5 separate regions of the Homo sapiens genome follow, and all the other regions are linked to region 1. A link is a contact called in ENCODE Hi-C or POLR2A ChIA-PET data. All regions are on one chromosome and are shown on one strand. The core of a region is the stretch at or near the end of the contact, and the rest is flanking DNA. Distances in the headings are between cores, read along the strand shown. Region 1 holds the start of CTNNBL1 (catenin beta like 1). Region 2 holds the start of NORAD (non-coding RNA activated by DNA damage). Region 3 overlaps DLGAP4 (DLG associated protein 4). Region 4 holds the start of TGIF2 (TGFB induced factor homeobox 2). Region 5 holds the start of DHX35 (DEAH-box helicase 35).

Region 1 (2,700 bases), core at 40-2,539:
CATGTCCTGCTTGCATAGAGCTTGCAATCCAGTAAATGAGGCTGTCAAGAAACAAATAGTCAACCATTAAGCACAAAATTACAGAATGAGATATATACGTAGTGGAGCAGGTACTTGGAAAAAGAATAATGAGGAGAGAGGTTGATTACCTGGACCAGGGTGAGTTGAAGAAGCCCTTGTAAGAAAGTGACATTTGAGACCCGAAAGATGAGAGAATTGGATGAGGTATGGTGCTGATGGCCAGGCAGAAGGGGAGAGGATTTGTCATTCTGAGGAATAAGAATAATTTCTGTATAATTGGAGCCAGTGCAGATGGGATGGGGACCAAAATTATAAATATGAAGGGCATATAAATATAATATAATACATAAATATAATTATAAATATAAAGGACAGGGGCTTATGGAAGGAGGTTTAATTTCCTTTGAAGATGGAGCCTTAAGTCCCAGGTGCATTCTGATCTTGTTTAAGATCAGATGCACTCTGAATGATTCTCTTCCAATTATGGGCAACTTTCTCCTCCAGAAACCTTTTTATATCACCTGGGTAGCAAGGGGATCATCTAGTGACCGTTAGACTTCGCATAGATGAGCAGACACAAGCCTAGAGAGGGACATGTGATCACCAATAGTTTCTCAGCCAGTAATAGTTGTACAGCCTTGGAACAAGTCACTTTTTGAGCCAGCACTATCTGATAGAAATTAATGGGAACCACAAATGAGAGCCACATGTGTAATTTAAAACTTTCTACTAACCACATTTAAGAAGTAAAGAGAAACAGGTAAAATTCATTTTATAATATATGAATTTGACCCAGTATATCCAAAATATCATTTCAACCTGTAATCAATGTAAGTCTTAGAAATCTGGTGTGTATTTTATTTACACTTATGGCACATCTCACTTCGGAGTAGCCATATCTCAAGCGCTCGGTAGCCATATGTGGCTAGTGAGTAAAGTATTGGATGGTGCAGTTGGGAGCGTCAGTTTCCTTTTCTGTGAAATGAGGATAAATCACTGGAAGCTCGTGAGAGCGCACACGAAACACCCGGCACTCCGCCCTGGACACTAGGGACGCGCAATCAAGTTTGGTTTCTTCTGGTCCCTGCTCTCCCCTCCCGCCCCTCCTCTAAGTCTCCGCCCCCTTTCCCCGCCCCCTCAGGCTCCAGGCGGAAGCAACCCTGTTCCAAATGCAGCGCGCTTTACGGCGGCGCGTCCTTTTACCGCGGTGTGGCCGGCTCGCTTGTCGCTCGCACTTTTGCCCTATTGGCTCTGCGGCTCCGCTCGCCGCACTTTACGGCAGTGTGGCTGGAGCCGCGGCTGACGGGCCCGCGGTCTGGGCGTGAGTGCAGGGAAGTGGAGTATTTGCTGGGCCGGGTACCATGGACGTGGGCGAACTTCTGAGCTACCAGGTATGAGGGGCAGGGAGGGCCGAGCGACCGCGTTCTCACCTGGGCAGGGGTCGCAGGAGCCAGAGCCCTTTCATCTCACCTCCTCTCGCCTCACTCCCGGGCCCTCTAACTTCTCATGCCACCCGGGGTCTCAGCCCCTCGTTTTACTTTGCTCTCCGAAGCCCTCCTGGGCCCTTTCGATTCATCCCTTCTCAAGACCTGAGCCCTTCACCTCCTCTTCCTCACCCTGGGGCCTGGTTCCCTGAAACTCCTCTGAAACCCCAGACTATCCTTTTTTTCACAACCATGTCCTCTCAGCTCTCATGTCCCCCCAGTCATTGAGGTGATGGTGGTGGCGGCGGTGGGAGTGCACTGGTCTCACTTGGATTTGATCTCCAGCTTCTCCACTGACTGGCTATGTGGCTTTTGGACAAGTCATTCCCCCCCTCTTTGAACCAAGTTTTTGTATCTATATAGTGGAGACACTAATAACTGCCTTAGTAGGGTTGTTTGAGGACTGTACCAACTGATATGTATGAAAGCTGGTTTTAAAGTGTGGAAAGCTGTGCTTGTGTTTACTGCGATTTGCAGGAGATGTTGGGAATTCTAGCATGGAATGAGTTTCTAGGAATCTTGCTCAGGGTCCCCCTTGCCTAGGAAACTTGTGGGGAAACTGTATGGGACCTAGAGAGCAGAAAGGGCTTGTCCAAAGTCACTCAGAAACAAGGAGCTGGAATTTGAGCTCAGGCGTACTGACTTCCACCCCAAAGTTTTTCCCCCACTTTGATTCCATAGGAGGGTCATTGCGAGGAGCAGTAGAGCTGCACTGCCGAATGTCGTAGCCACTAGCCACATAGGCTGTTGATTGCTTGAAATGTGACTAGTCTGAATTGAGAAATACTGTAAGTATAAAGACACATTTGGGTTGGAGACTAGTATGGAAAAAGTGAAATTTTTATATTGATTACATGATCGTACTGATTATATCAATTACATTGGTTATTGGTCATATTGATTAAATGATCATATTTTGGATAATGGGTGAAATAAAATATACTTAATTAATTTTTAAAATTTTATTTTATTGTTATTTAGAGACAGGATCTTGCTCTGTCGCCCATGCTGGAGTGCAGTGGCACAATCATTGCTCACAGTAGCCTTAAACTCCTAGGTCTAAGGTATCCTCCCAAGTAGCTAGGACTGCAGGCAGGCATCACTATGCTTGGCTGATTTTTAAATTTTTTGTAGAGACAGGGTCTTGCTATGTTGCCCAAGATGGTCTCAAACTCCTAGCCTCAAGCAGTCTTCC
Region 2 (2,700 bases), core at 147-2,646, 1.6 Mb before region 1:
CTCGCTGTAAACAGGATGGCATAGAGCTCTCTGCACCTCCCCCTCCTCTCTCCTCCCCTGAACCACTGCACAAACACAATGAGTATTACTCAACAGGTGATTTGGCCATTCCCCCCCAAAAATATTTCCTATGAATTGTAACAAAAAGGTATTTACAAAATGTGATTTTGCTACCTCTAATTTTAACATATCAGGCACTTCAGAACATCTAAAAAGAAGAGACATTTCAAAAAAGCTTAGCATTGTCAACTATATACACAGTAGTGAGGAATAAAATGCACACAAAACAATGGATAGAATATGAAAATGTCTTCTAAATATGACCAGTCTAGCATAGAACCTTCTTCTCTTCCTTCTCAGGTCTTCCAGCTCCATGTCATCTAACCCACTTAACAAACGTGGACGTATCGCTTCCAGAGGCCGTCTTAACAACTCCATTTCCAAAAGTCATCTCCAGAAGACATGTATTTTCTATGATTTCTTTTAAACAAATGAGAATTTACAAGATGTGTAACTTTCTAACTCTATTTTATCATACGTCGGCAACCTCTTTCCATCTAGAAGGGCTAGATGTGACAAATGTTTTCTATTAAAAGGTTGGGGTGGAGTTGAGAGCAGCTTTTTCATATTATATACACAGGCCTTCCATAAACGGCCAGTAAATCTTCCCAGAGGGTGGTGGGCATTTCCAACGGGCCAAACGTGGCCTGTCATTCTACCATTTCTCTCTTCCGACAGCAAAGTCTGGTAGAATGAAGACCAACCGCCCGATGGCCGCTAACCGTTCCACCCGTCGTCGTTCGGGACTTCGCTCACCTTCCAGGCCCCTTAAGGCCTTTGTCCGTTGTCGTCAGGACTAGGTAGGTCTCGCCCAATGGCGACAGAGTGGTCACCCGGGAACCGGATCTGCGCGGCTCCGTGGCCTAAAGAGGCGGCCGAGCCTGCTTGCGTCCCTAGGCCGCCTTCCCGGGCCGTCCACGCCTTAATGGCCTCCGCCGCGCGGCGTTCGAGCTGCCGCCATACTTCCCGGCCCACCACGCCCAGCGCCGCCCAAAGGCGCTGCGTCCCGGCGGCTCTGCGGGGGTTTCGTCGAGGCTTGGGTCGGGAGACCCGGGTGCCGGCGGGGTCCGGGCTGGGAGACGCCACGGCCGCCATTAGTCACCGAGGTGGGGTGGGAAAGAGAGGTTCGCTGCGGCTTCAAGGTCTGGGCACAGCCAGTGGGCGGGCACAGCCAGTGGGCAGCCACAGCAGAGGCCTCCGTTATCTGCAGGGCAGAGGGCTCGGCCTGTCCCGGGGCCCCCCAGTTCACCCGCCGGCCCGGGGCCGGAGGGCCTGGAGGGCCCTGGAGGAGCGGGCTGCGTTCTGCGTCTCTCCGCGATCTCTGCCGGACCGGAACTGACTTGGCAGTTCTCTGCGCTGGCAAGAGAGGAGCGGTACCGGAAGTGCCCTTGCGCTGGGGGCCCGCGAGCCGTGGTTCCGGGTCTGCAATGTTCCGGCGTGGGGGTGGGGAATGGGGAATGGGGTGTGGTCACGTGGGGTTAGGGCCCCCTCCACCCCGCTTGCTCTTCGCAACGGAAATTGCTACTGGCCTCAGAATTCCCTGAGCAAACGTTGCTTCTCTATCTCCTTACTCCTCCGGTGCTGGATAAGAAGACTCCAATATTTCATTTATTGACTCATTTACCACCTGTTTACCGAGCACCTATGTGCCTCTAAGCACGGGGGAGTGCAGCAGTAAAGAAAAAAACACAGGAAAATTTCTGCTCTCCTAAAATTTACATTCTAGTAAGGGAAACAACAATAAACAAGATCCTTAAAATGCATAAAAGGGTAGATAGCGAAAGTGCTTTGGAAACATAAAAAGGAAAGAGGAATATGAAGTGCAGGTGCGGAATGCTTTATAGTACGGCCAGGTGACTCTGGAGCAGAGACCCGAAGGAGGCGAGGGGATGAGCCATGCTTGGAGATGTCTGTAGGGGAACAGCTTATGCACAGGCCACAAAGCCGAAGCATGTGGGCCAGGCCTGTTCCAGGAACAGCAAAGAGGCTGGGGAAGAGAGGAGAGAAATGGGACCATGGGAGGGAGTTGAACTGCAGTGCGGGAGAGCTGAAGTGGAGGCAGGGGCAGAAGCAGGGAGACCTGATAACTGACTGTTGCAATCAAGCAGGTGAGCTATGATAGGGACTTATGCCAGGGCGACGACAGCAAAGGGGGCAAAAAGTGGTTGAATTCAGGGGTTGACATAAGCTCAAGTCTATAAGATTTGCTGACGGACCAGATGTGAAGTGGGAGAGCGAGAACTGAAAGATGACTCCACACTTTTTGGCCTGAGCAAATGAAAAGGCAGCCGCCTTAAGTGAGATGGAAGAAACCATGGGAGGAGCAAGCTTTGGGGAGAACACCAGGAGCTGAGTTTTAGGCATGTTAAGTTTGAGATGTCTGTTTGACATTCAAGTGGAAATGTCAAGCAGACAGATGGATTTATGAGTCTGGCATTCAGGGAAAGGTTTGAACTGGAGATGAATCTTTGGGAGTCGTCAGCATATAGATGTCTTTAAAACCTTGAGGCTGCATGAGAGAACCAAGAGAGGGACAAGGTCTGAGGTCTGATCCCTGGGTAACGTTTACAGGTCAGGGAATGAGAAGGAACCAGCAAAGGAGACTGAGAAGCGACCAGGGTGGTAGGAGAACAACCAGGA
Region 3 (2,700 bases), core at 173-2,672, 1.2 Mb before region 1:
AGCCTTGGCTGCTTTTCCTGCTTCCCCTGTAGAGTAGGGGAACAAAGACCTCAGCCGAGAGAGGTTCTGCAGAGAGCTGGGGTTTGCTGTCAAGGAGCTTAGGATGTCCTAGAACTTTGGTGCAGGGAATGAGATCAGCTGTTCAAGCGCCTTGTCTTACAGATGAAGAGATGAGGCCCAGAAGGGCCAGGGACCCACAGAGGTTTGAGCCAGGACTTCTGGGTCCTGTTCCATGGCACTGCCTTTGAAGAAGTCACTGTCATGCTGTTATCACCTGCCCCTGGTGTATAATGACAATCTCTAACATCCTTTGACCTTTTTACTGTGTACGCTGTGCTTGGTGCTTTACTTCAGCTACTTGCAGTGGAAAAGAAGAAGGGCTTGGTGCCTGGCCTGGAAGTGAGGGGTGCAGGATCCCAGTTCCCACATCTCACCCACTTTTAGGGATGTCACTTTCCTTTGGGCTTCAGCTTCCTAATCCATAAAATGGGAATAACATTCCTTATCCTAAGACTGATTCTGAAATCATGGAATCCCTCAAGAATTGTGTGAGCAGCGGCTCACTCCTGTAATCCTAGCACTTTGGGAGGCCAAGGCAGGCAGGTCGCTTGAGCTCAGGAGTTCAAGACCAGCTTGGGCAACAAGACAAAACCCTGTTGCTCCAAAAAATACAAAAATTAGCTGGGTGTGGTGGCATGCGCTTGTATTCCCAGCTACTTGGAGGAGGCTGAGGCAGGAGGACAGCTTGAATCCAGAAGGTCAGGAGGTCGAGACTGCAGTGAGCTGAGATCATGCCACTGCACTCCAGCCTGGGTAACAAAATGAGACCCTGTCGACCGGGCGCGCTGGCTCACGCCTGTAATCCCAACACTTTGGGAGGCCGAGGCGGGCAGATCACTGGAGGTCAGGGGTTCGACATCAGCCTGGCCAACATGGTGAAACCCCGTCTCTACTGAAAATACAAAAATTAGCTGGGTGTGGTGGCACACGCCTGTAATCCCAGCTACTTGGGAGGCTGACGCAGGAGAATCATTTGAACCTGGGAAGCGGAGGTTGCAGTGAGCTGAGATTGCACCATTGCACTCCAGCATGGGTGACAAAAGCAAAACTCTGTCTCAAAAAAAAAAAAAGAAGAAACTGTTCCAGAGAGTAGAAACTCTGGGTTTCAGAACCACAAACGCCTGGTTTTAATCAGTCTCCATCATTCACTGCGTTTGTAATCTTGGGCAAATTATTTCTTTGAGCTTCAGTTTTCTTATCTGGACTCAAGATCTGTACTACAGGATTATGATGAGGATTAAATGAGATTATGTATTTTTTTTTAAATCTGGTGCACAGTAGGCACTTAATAAATGTGAACTTTCCCTTCCCAAAAACATCTGGGTGACTTTTCTCTTTGTAGGAACTAGACAGCCCAGTTCCCCCCCCATCCCCCCCACCCCCGCATGCCCTGTGGTTGGGGTTTAGATAACTAGGAAAGCACCTGTGGCTATTCTAATAGTAATAGGAGTGATCTTCTCATCTCTCCCAGGCTGTGTGAGGCATTGTGTAATCAGCCAGGCTCTTTCCCGACCATTGTTCTCCACCAACAGGCCTGGAAGTCGGAAGCCAGTGGAGTTCTCCCTGTTTCACAGGTGAATGAAAAATAGGGGGCCCAGAGAGAGACAAGGACCTGCTCAGGGGCCCACAGCCACAGCAGTGACAGGCAAACTTGTAGCCCAGGCCTCTTCTCCACAGCCCGCAGCGTTTCTCCAGGTTTATGGCTTCTGCCTGATAGCCTACCCCTCAGGCCGCCTTCCCTGGGTCTGTTCCCATCTGTTCTGGGAGGAGGGTTTTCTTGACATTTCCCCAGTCTCTGAGCTCATCTTGAATTTAAAAGGAGGCTATCTGGAGGCTGGGTGGGGACTGAGTCACCACCTCCCGTGGCTTTCTCATCCTGAGCAGCAACCAGACACACCCAGAGGGCCACTGCTGGAGACCTGCAGATTGTAAATGCCACACAGGCTTTCTTCCCAGAAGCTCAGATGGGCTCTTGCGGGAAGGCTGTCATCGTGGTTCTGTATGTATTTCTTCCTTCCCCTAGCCACTTTGAGAAGTTGTTGCCTGTCCTTTCCCGCTTCAGCCTTTATTAATGCTGTCCTCTTCCCCTATAGTGCCCTCTCTTCCCCTAGAGGCCCACACTGTCAAATGCCACCTCCCCCAGGAAGTTTGTCCTTGCTGGCTCTGGAGTCCCAGCAGGACTCCTGAGGATGCTTACGGCATGACCTTGGCAGGTCACGCCACCTTTCTGTGCCTCAGTTTTCTCATATATAAAATTTGGGTTTCTTGTCTTTATAAAGCTCCATCCCTAGACACTCTCATTTGGCAGGTCTTGGGGCAGGAATCACATGCCCCTAGGTTTTTAAACCAGCTCTCTAGAGGATGCTGGTGCTGAGAGCCTGTCGGCTGCAACCTGGGAAAAGCTGAACTGAGAGGACCCTGGTTTGCATGACAGCCTAGCTTGTTGCTGTGTGACCTTGGATTAGTCAGCTTTCTGTACCTCCGTTTTCCTCCCTATCAGATTGGGATGGAAATGAGAACTCGTGTAGTAACAGCCCCTCAATAAATGGCAGTCATCACCATCATCAGCTTTGTTTTGTGTGGGGATTGGTGGTTTTCAGAAGCAAGTCACCTTTCCCCTACTTGGTCCTGGCAGCAGGC
Region 4 (2,700 bases), core at 170-2,669, 1.1 Mb before region 1:
CAACCCAGACGTGGCTTTTTCTTTCACAGGGCCGTGGGGGGAGCACCACTTCCCCGGCCAAAAAAATTGTTTCTGACCCACACTCTGGGCCTTATTTTCCCTGTCTGTGAAATGGAGAGCAACAGGCAGTGCCACTGACATTTCACCCGCTGCCGTGAGGAGGTTTTTAACATTTGCAGGAAGTCTGGCTTCTATGGGGTGTCCAGGTGAAACCTTAACAATCTTTAATCAGCATTCTGATTGGCTTAAGGCTTGTTTGGAAAAAATTAAGAGTTTTGTTCCTAGAGTTCTCCATTGCTAAAGGGTAATTAAGTCCAAAAGCTGTTTTCAAAGCGATTTCCAAGCTCAAGGGCCCTAGATATCTGGACCTAGCCGTGTCCGGGTACAGGGCTGGGGGGCGTGGGGGGATGCCCTAAGAGGCTGGTTAACAGAAATATCACAGTATGTGGTACCCACAGCAGAGAGCAGGGAAGAATGTACTGACTGGGGTGGGGGAGGCCAAGGAAAACCTTCTGGAGTAGGGTGTAACTGGCAGAAGAGGAAAAAGAAACCAGACAGGAACTCCGGGAGCTCCTGGACTGATCGTTTAAGGCCGGGCACAAGGGGTAAGGGATCAGGCTTCACTATCGACCGACCTGGGCTGAATGATACCGGTTGACTGTGTGACAAAAGCAAATCAAGAACCTCTCTGCGGCTCATGAGTAAGCCAGAGACTTACATAGGACAACACATACCCTATCACCCGAGGATGAGACGGGATGACACACACGAAGTGCCCCGCACAGCGTCGTTGTAAAGCGTTGGCTGTTTTCACCTCTGGCCGCCCCCTGTGAGCCCGATCATGTGCTTTTTGGGCTTAGGTCGGAGGCGGCCTCCCAGATTCTACAGGCCATTGAGGTCGTAACAAGCGTCTCCATCAGAGCCTAGTCCTTAACTAGCTGCGGGTAAGTGCCCGGACTAAGTGGCCTCAGTTTCCCCTCGAAGCAACGGGACCAATCGCACCGCCGGCAGGACATCTTGTGCGGGGCGCGAAGTGACAAAAGTCAGGATTTGCAGAAGTTCCCACTCGGTAACGACCCCCACCCCGGCAAGGAGCACAGTAGGCGCTCCGGAAACGCCCTCCACGAGGAGGGCCGGGCCACTTCCTGCCCCCGAGCGGGCTCTCCCCGGCGGAGGCTCCCACCGCCGCTATGGGTAGGCCATGCAGCATTCCTGAGGGCGGGGTGGGCGCAGGAAGAAGGTGCCCGCGGCCCCGCCCCCTCCGGGCGCGCTGGGCGGGGCGAAGCCCCTCGGCGCCGACGGCCCGCCCCGCGGGGGGTGGGCGCAGCTCGTCGCGCTCCGCACAAAGTTTGTTTTCTCCCTCCGGGCGGGTGGGGGAGGGCGCAGAGGGCGCGGGGGGAGGAGAGGGGATCTGACGTCAGGCCGCGAGGTGCTTTCCAGCCGCGAGCTGTCAGGCCGAGTGTCAGGCCGGGCAGGTACGCGGCGCGCGCCCCCGGCGCCCCCCGCTCCCCGCCGGGACGCCCCGCGCCGAGCCGGAGGCCGCGTGGACCCGAAAGCCGCTGGGAAAAGTCAGTGCAGGGAGCAGCAGAGGGCCAGATGGGGGTGGGGGCGCGCGGACAACTTGGAAAGTTTCTTTTTCTCGGCCGGACGGGGAGGGGGCGTCGTCCTGGCGCGTGCGGTAGGGGGTGTGTGAGCTCGGGGGTGTTTGTGAGTCCCGACGGCCCCCGGGGGGTGTTTGTGAGTCCCGACGGCGCTGCGCTCCGGGGGCCGGTGGGGGACTGTTCCAGCCCCCGGGAGGAAGCCCGCTTGGGGCCCTGGTGGGGGGCCCAGCTTCATAGGATCCCACCCCAGGAGAGGGCCGATCCTGCACCGGACCTGAGTGAGCGCGCGGGGGGACGGATTTGTTTGGTTTCAAAAGTGCACGTTGCTAACCGCCAGCAGGGCCCCCCCGCCGCCGAGCCGGACAGGGGGCGGCCGAGAGTGACAGCTGGGGGTGGGGGCCGCGGGAAGGGCCCGGAGCGGGGGGGCCCTGGGGAGCCCGCGCGAGTTCCCCTTTCCTTTGGAACAAAGGAAAGTCTGTCTCCGAGGCATCTGTCACTCCCAGGCTGGCCAAGGAAGCGGGGCGCGTGGGGCCGGCGCCCCGGAGAAAGTTTGTTCGCGCCGGGACCCTCGGGCAGGCCGAAGGTGATCCAAGCCTCCCGCGGGAGAAGCGCGTAGTCTCCGGGGCAGGGGGCGGCCAACATGGAGTCTGGGCGCAGGGCTGGGGGGGGGGGGGCGGCGCGGAGGTGGGAGCCCAGCCCCCTCCCCTCCCTTCCCCTCCCCTCCCCCTCCGGGCCCAGTTCGGAGCACAAAGCCGAGCGCGCACGCTCCGCCGTCCCCGCGCCCCGAAGAGTCGGCCAGCCCCGAACTGCCGGAGTAGGGGTGGGAACCAAACTTTTTCCTGCCCCGGGACAGACACGTGAGTTTTCTTTCTTCCAGAGCCCCCGTCCCACCGGGATGGCGGGCCCGCGCGGGAGCTGGTGCGCGGAGTCGGCCCGGGGTGTGGGGACTGTGGGGTGCAAGCGCCCCGAGCGCCGGACGATTCCTCGCCGACCCAGGAGCCATGTGCTCCGACTCGGTCTGGGCCGCGGGGGAGGTTGCGCGCTTTGTCTGAACTGCTGGGAATGCGGGCGTGAGTGCGCGGCCCGGGGGAGTGTCGGG
Region 5 (2,700 bases), core at 125-2,624, 1.3 Mb after region 1:
GGACTAACAGATATTGAGTCCCTACATTAATTACTATAAAAATAAATCAAAGAAGATTCTTACATGAACCTATGCAGGTAAATTCAGATTTTTTTCCCCCTGGTGGATTTGCTCTGAGTTGAGGTAATGAGAGCTAACATTGATTCAGTGCCTGCTATGTTTTGCACTGTTAGGTACTTTACATGTTATCTCATGTAATACCTCTTTAAACCTCATTTTACAACTAAAATTAAATGACAGCTAGGAGCTAGGAAATGGCAAAGTTACGATTCCAAGTCTGGACTGGTTGTCCACAAAAGCCCCTGCTCTTGCCATAATGATGCCACTTCTTTCAAAGAATTCAGAATTTTCTTCACAGCTTTAAAAATGCATAGATTCTGAAGCCTCTCACTTCCTTCCAATTAGTTGCCTACCTAGAAAGTTATTTCCTCCACTTGAGCTCATCACCCCTTCTTAGCGCTCCTTTGGATTACTGTAATTTCTTTTTCTTTGACCTCACCTTTCGTCTGATGGATTAGTGTAATCTTTCCCAAATTTGTTAATCTGAAGAATTCAGGAGCTTCTCAAAATGCAGGTTCCCAAGCCATGCTCCAGGACATCGATTCAGAATTGGATCAAGGCCTAGAATCTGTGTTTTTAACAAGCATTTGACTCAAGGGTATCAAATTGGAGGAAGCACTGAGTTGGTGGACTACCTTAATTGATCTACCCATTTTCAGTCTCTTCTGCCAACCCATTCGCTCCACCCCACCCCCAGTCCGTTTTTCCGTTTTGCCCTCAAGGTCCCTGAAGACTTCCATATCATTTCGCATTGTTTTATTTGGGGCACTGTGCCGCACTACCTGGGCCCACAGCAGGCGCGCAATATTTACTGACAAATACAACCCACGAGGTAGTTCCTATTATTACCCTTCAATTTGAAATTGAGAATAAAACAGAAGTCGACAAGTTGAGGTAGCTTGTGACATCAGTATTTCGTATTTAATCCAGAAAGCACTGCTTCAACGCCCAGTGCGTGCAAGGTTCCACTCTCGGGCCAGCGGTCCTCTCCCAAAGCCCGTTCTTCCTAAGTGTGCGGCCGCCATCCAGGACACGCCACGCTCGTAAAAGGTCACCTGAAGCATCTACCCTCCACGCTCAAGAGGTAGGCGGAGGAGCGCGCCCTTTTCTCCAAAATGGCTGAGCAGGGTCACGTGGGCTCGGGGGCGGGGCCGGTGCGCTCGCCGGAGCCTGGAAGTGGGTCACGTGGCTCAGACGGGGGCGGTAGCTGTGGGGGCGTGGCCGTCACACGGCGCGATCCGTCTGGGCAGCGGCTCTTCGGGGGCCACGCCCTCCGGGCCCTGGGGGCCTAGCGCGCGACGGTGGGGTGGAGCTAGCCTCGTGACCTTTTACCCCAACATGGCTGCGCCCGTGGGACCGGTGAAGTTCTGGCGACCCGGTAAGGCCCTTGGTGGAACGCTGGGCAGATGCGGCGGCCTGACTTCGGTCTTGGCGCCGCGGCCGGCGCCCTGGGGCCAGCAGACCTGCTCGCAGGCCTGACCTCGGCGAGCTGGGCGCTGCCGCCTCTGTGCGGGGGGAGCTCTGGCTCAGGCTCCCCAGTGGTCCCGAGGGATTTGGGGGTGCTCCCCTAGCGTGAGCAGAAACTCTTTGTGACCTTGTTAAAGTGGTCCAGCCTCCTCAGGCCTCGTCTTCCTCGTTACTGATGCTTGTCCTGCCCACCCCGCGAGATGGGGAATCCTAAAGCTCCCTCTCGTGTCTCGTTAGCGCCCTGGGGTTGCGCTGTGGCCCGACAGACAATGCTGCTCGCTGCTGGAGGCTTGCAAGCCCAAGTTATGGAGTCAGACTGTCCGGGTTCGAATTTTCGTCTCTGCCTTGTAGTAGGGTGACCTTGGGCGAGTCACTTAATGCCTCTGAGCCATGACTTCTTTACCTGTAAAGTGGGCAGAACAATAGCTTCTATGCTGTGGGCTTAAATGACAAGCAGAACGCGTTGTCAGACTTAGAATAAATGCTCAAAAAAAGGGAAAGTGTGTTATTTTCTTTTAGGATAATTGTTGTCCACTCCGAATGTCTACTAGAAAAGGGAACAGTCCTTCATATTGGCTGCCAGCCACTTCCTCTCTTACAGACTAACACGAATCACAATCACAAAATGCTTTACTTGTTTTGTCTTGATATTTACTCATTAATCAGGTTTTTACTGAATGTGCATATGCCAGACCGTACTAGATGCATTACTTCCTCTCTGCAAACAGTTTCTTGTAAAAAACAAAAGTTTTTAAATTACAGCTACCAGCTTGATTTTTTTCTACCACCTGCACCCCTGCAGGTCTGGATGTGCAAAGTATATTGCAGCAAAAATGAAATGACACCAAGAATGTAATATAAGCAAAGCTTTTAATTTTTCAGTGGTTCTCTGAAATTCTGACCATGCATATAAGTGATGTGAGAGATAAACCCAAGCAAGAGATATGTTTAATGCTTTTTAAAAATTTGTAGTCTGTCACTTGACAGTTTTATGGTTCAGCATTTCAAGTCATCAGCCAATTATCCATCCTGAGTTTTATTTGCATCCAAAACTAGGAACTTACTAAGTAATGAATACTTTTAATTTATTCACGCTTTTAGTAACAGGTGAAAGTGTTAGGTATAATAAAGAGCTGAATTAATTGTTTGAAATCAGACCAGGGTACTATTTTG

The links. Hi-C counts contacts between places; a loop is a spot of excess contacts on that map. ChIA-PET counts read pairs that join two places held with the same protein, here RNA polymerase II (POLR2A). Pooled maps may share reads with other maps.
Region 2: a pooled map shows a loop between it and region 1 (2.0-fold over the local background). The contact joins the promoter of NORAD here to the promoter of CTNNBL1 in region 1. A Hi-C loop is called at or near these places in 1 of 168 maps with a recorded cell type or tissue (CD4-positive, alpha-beta T cell), 1 of 37 single-sample maps with no recorded cell type and 5 of 50 pooled maps.
Region 3: a map of naive thymus-derived CD4-positive, alpha-beta T cell shows a loop between it and region 1 (7-fold over the local background). The contact joins the enhancer-like site here to the promoter of CTNNBL1 in region 1. A Hi-C loop is called at or near these places in 1 of 168 maps with a recorded cell type or tissue (naive thymus-derived CD4-positive, alpha-beta T cell), 2 of 37 single-sample maps with no recorded cell type and 8 of 50 pooled maps.
Region 4: a loop to region 1 is called in a pooled map, with 6 times the contacts of the local background. The contact joins the promoter of TGIF2 here to the promoter of CTNNBL1 in region 1. A Hi-C loop is called at or near these places in 1 of 37 single-sample maps with no recorded cell type and 2 of 50 pooled maps. POLR2A ChIA-PET finds 5 or more read pairs at or near these places in 1 of 52 experiments (activated CD4-positive, alpha-beta T cell).
Region 5: a map of B cell shows a loop between it and region 1 (9-fold over the local background). The contact joins the promoter of DHX35 here to the promoter of CTNNBL1 in region 1. A Hi-C loop is called at or near these places in 1 of 168 maps with a recorded cell type or tissue (B cell) and 7 of 50 pooled maps. POLR2A ChIA-PET finds 5 or more read pairs at or near these places in 1 of 52 experiments (BJ).

The regions. Positions count from the first base shown.
Region 1 is chr20:37,692,741-37,695,440 of GRCh38, forward strand. CTNNBL1 (catenin beta like 1) reads left to right here and starts at 1,290. Exons shown (of 16, transcript NM_030877.5): 1 at 1,290-1,412. The coding sequence starts at 1,383. RefSeq lists an enhancer at 1,568-1,627.
Region 2 is chr20:36,049,564-36,052,263 of GRCh38, forward strand. It overlaps NORAD (non-coding RNA activated by DNA damage), which reads right to left and starts at 1,397. Exons shown (of 1, transcript NR_027451.1): 1 at 1-1,397. RefSeq lists enhancers at 394-1,593, 1,074-1,645 and a silencer at 1,133-1,342.
Region 3 is chr20:36,463,734-36,466,433 of GRCh38, forward strand. The region is part of intron 7 of DLGAP4 (DLG associated protein 4); the gene reads left to right. Among named protein-coding and RNA genes, the nearest start is that of MYL9, 76 kb to the right of the region's middle. RefSeq lists enhancers at 275-1,201, 1,202-2,127, 1,703-1,882 and a silencer at 1,773-2,067. Within about 2 kb of position 1,423, at least 25 of the 41 ENCODE cell types and tissues checked have a DNase peak (open chromatin) inside an H3K27ac peak, as active enhancers do.
Region 4 is chr20:36,572,178-36,574,877 of GRCh38, forward strand. TGIF2 (TGFB induced factor homeobox 2) reads left to right here and starts at 1,420. Exons shown (of 3, transcript NM_021809.7): 1 at 1,420-1,568. TGIF2-RAB5IF (TGIF2-RAB5IF readthrough) reads left to right here and starts at 2,338. Exons shown (of 5, transcript NM_001199535.2): 1 at 2,338-2,458. It overlaps DLGAP4-AS1 (DLGAP4 antisense RNA 1), which reads right to left and starts at 1,098. Exons shown (of 5, transcript NR_109939.1): 1 at 735-1,098. RefSeq lists an enhancer at 537-596 and silencers at 1,097-1,416, 1,447-1,536, 1,607-1,776.
Region 5 is chr20:38,960,970-38,963,669 of GRCh38, forward strand. DHX35 (DEAH-box helicase 35) reads left to right here and starts at 1,375. Exons shown (of 22, transcript NM_021931.4): 1 at 1,375-1,438. The coding sequence starts at 1,399. RefSeq lists a silencer at 1,240-1,359 and an enhancer at 1,400-1,709.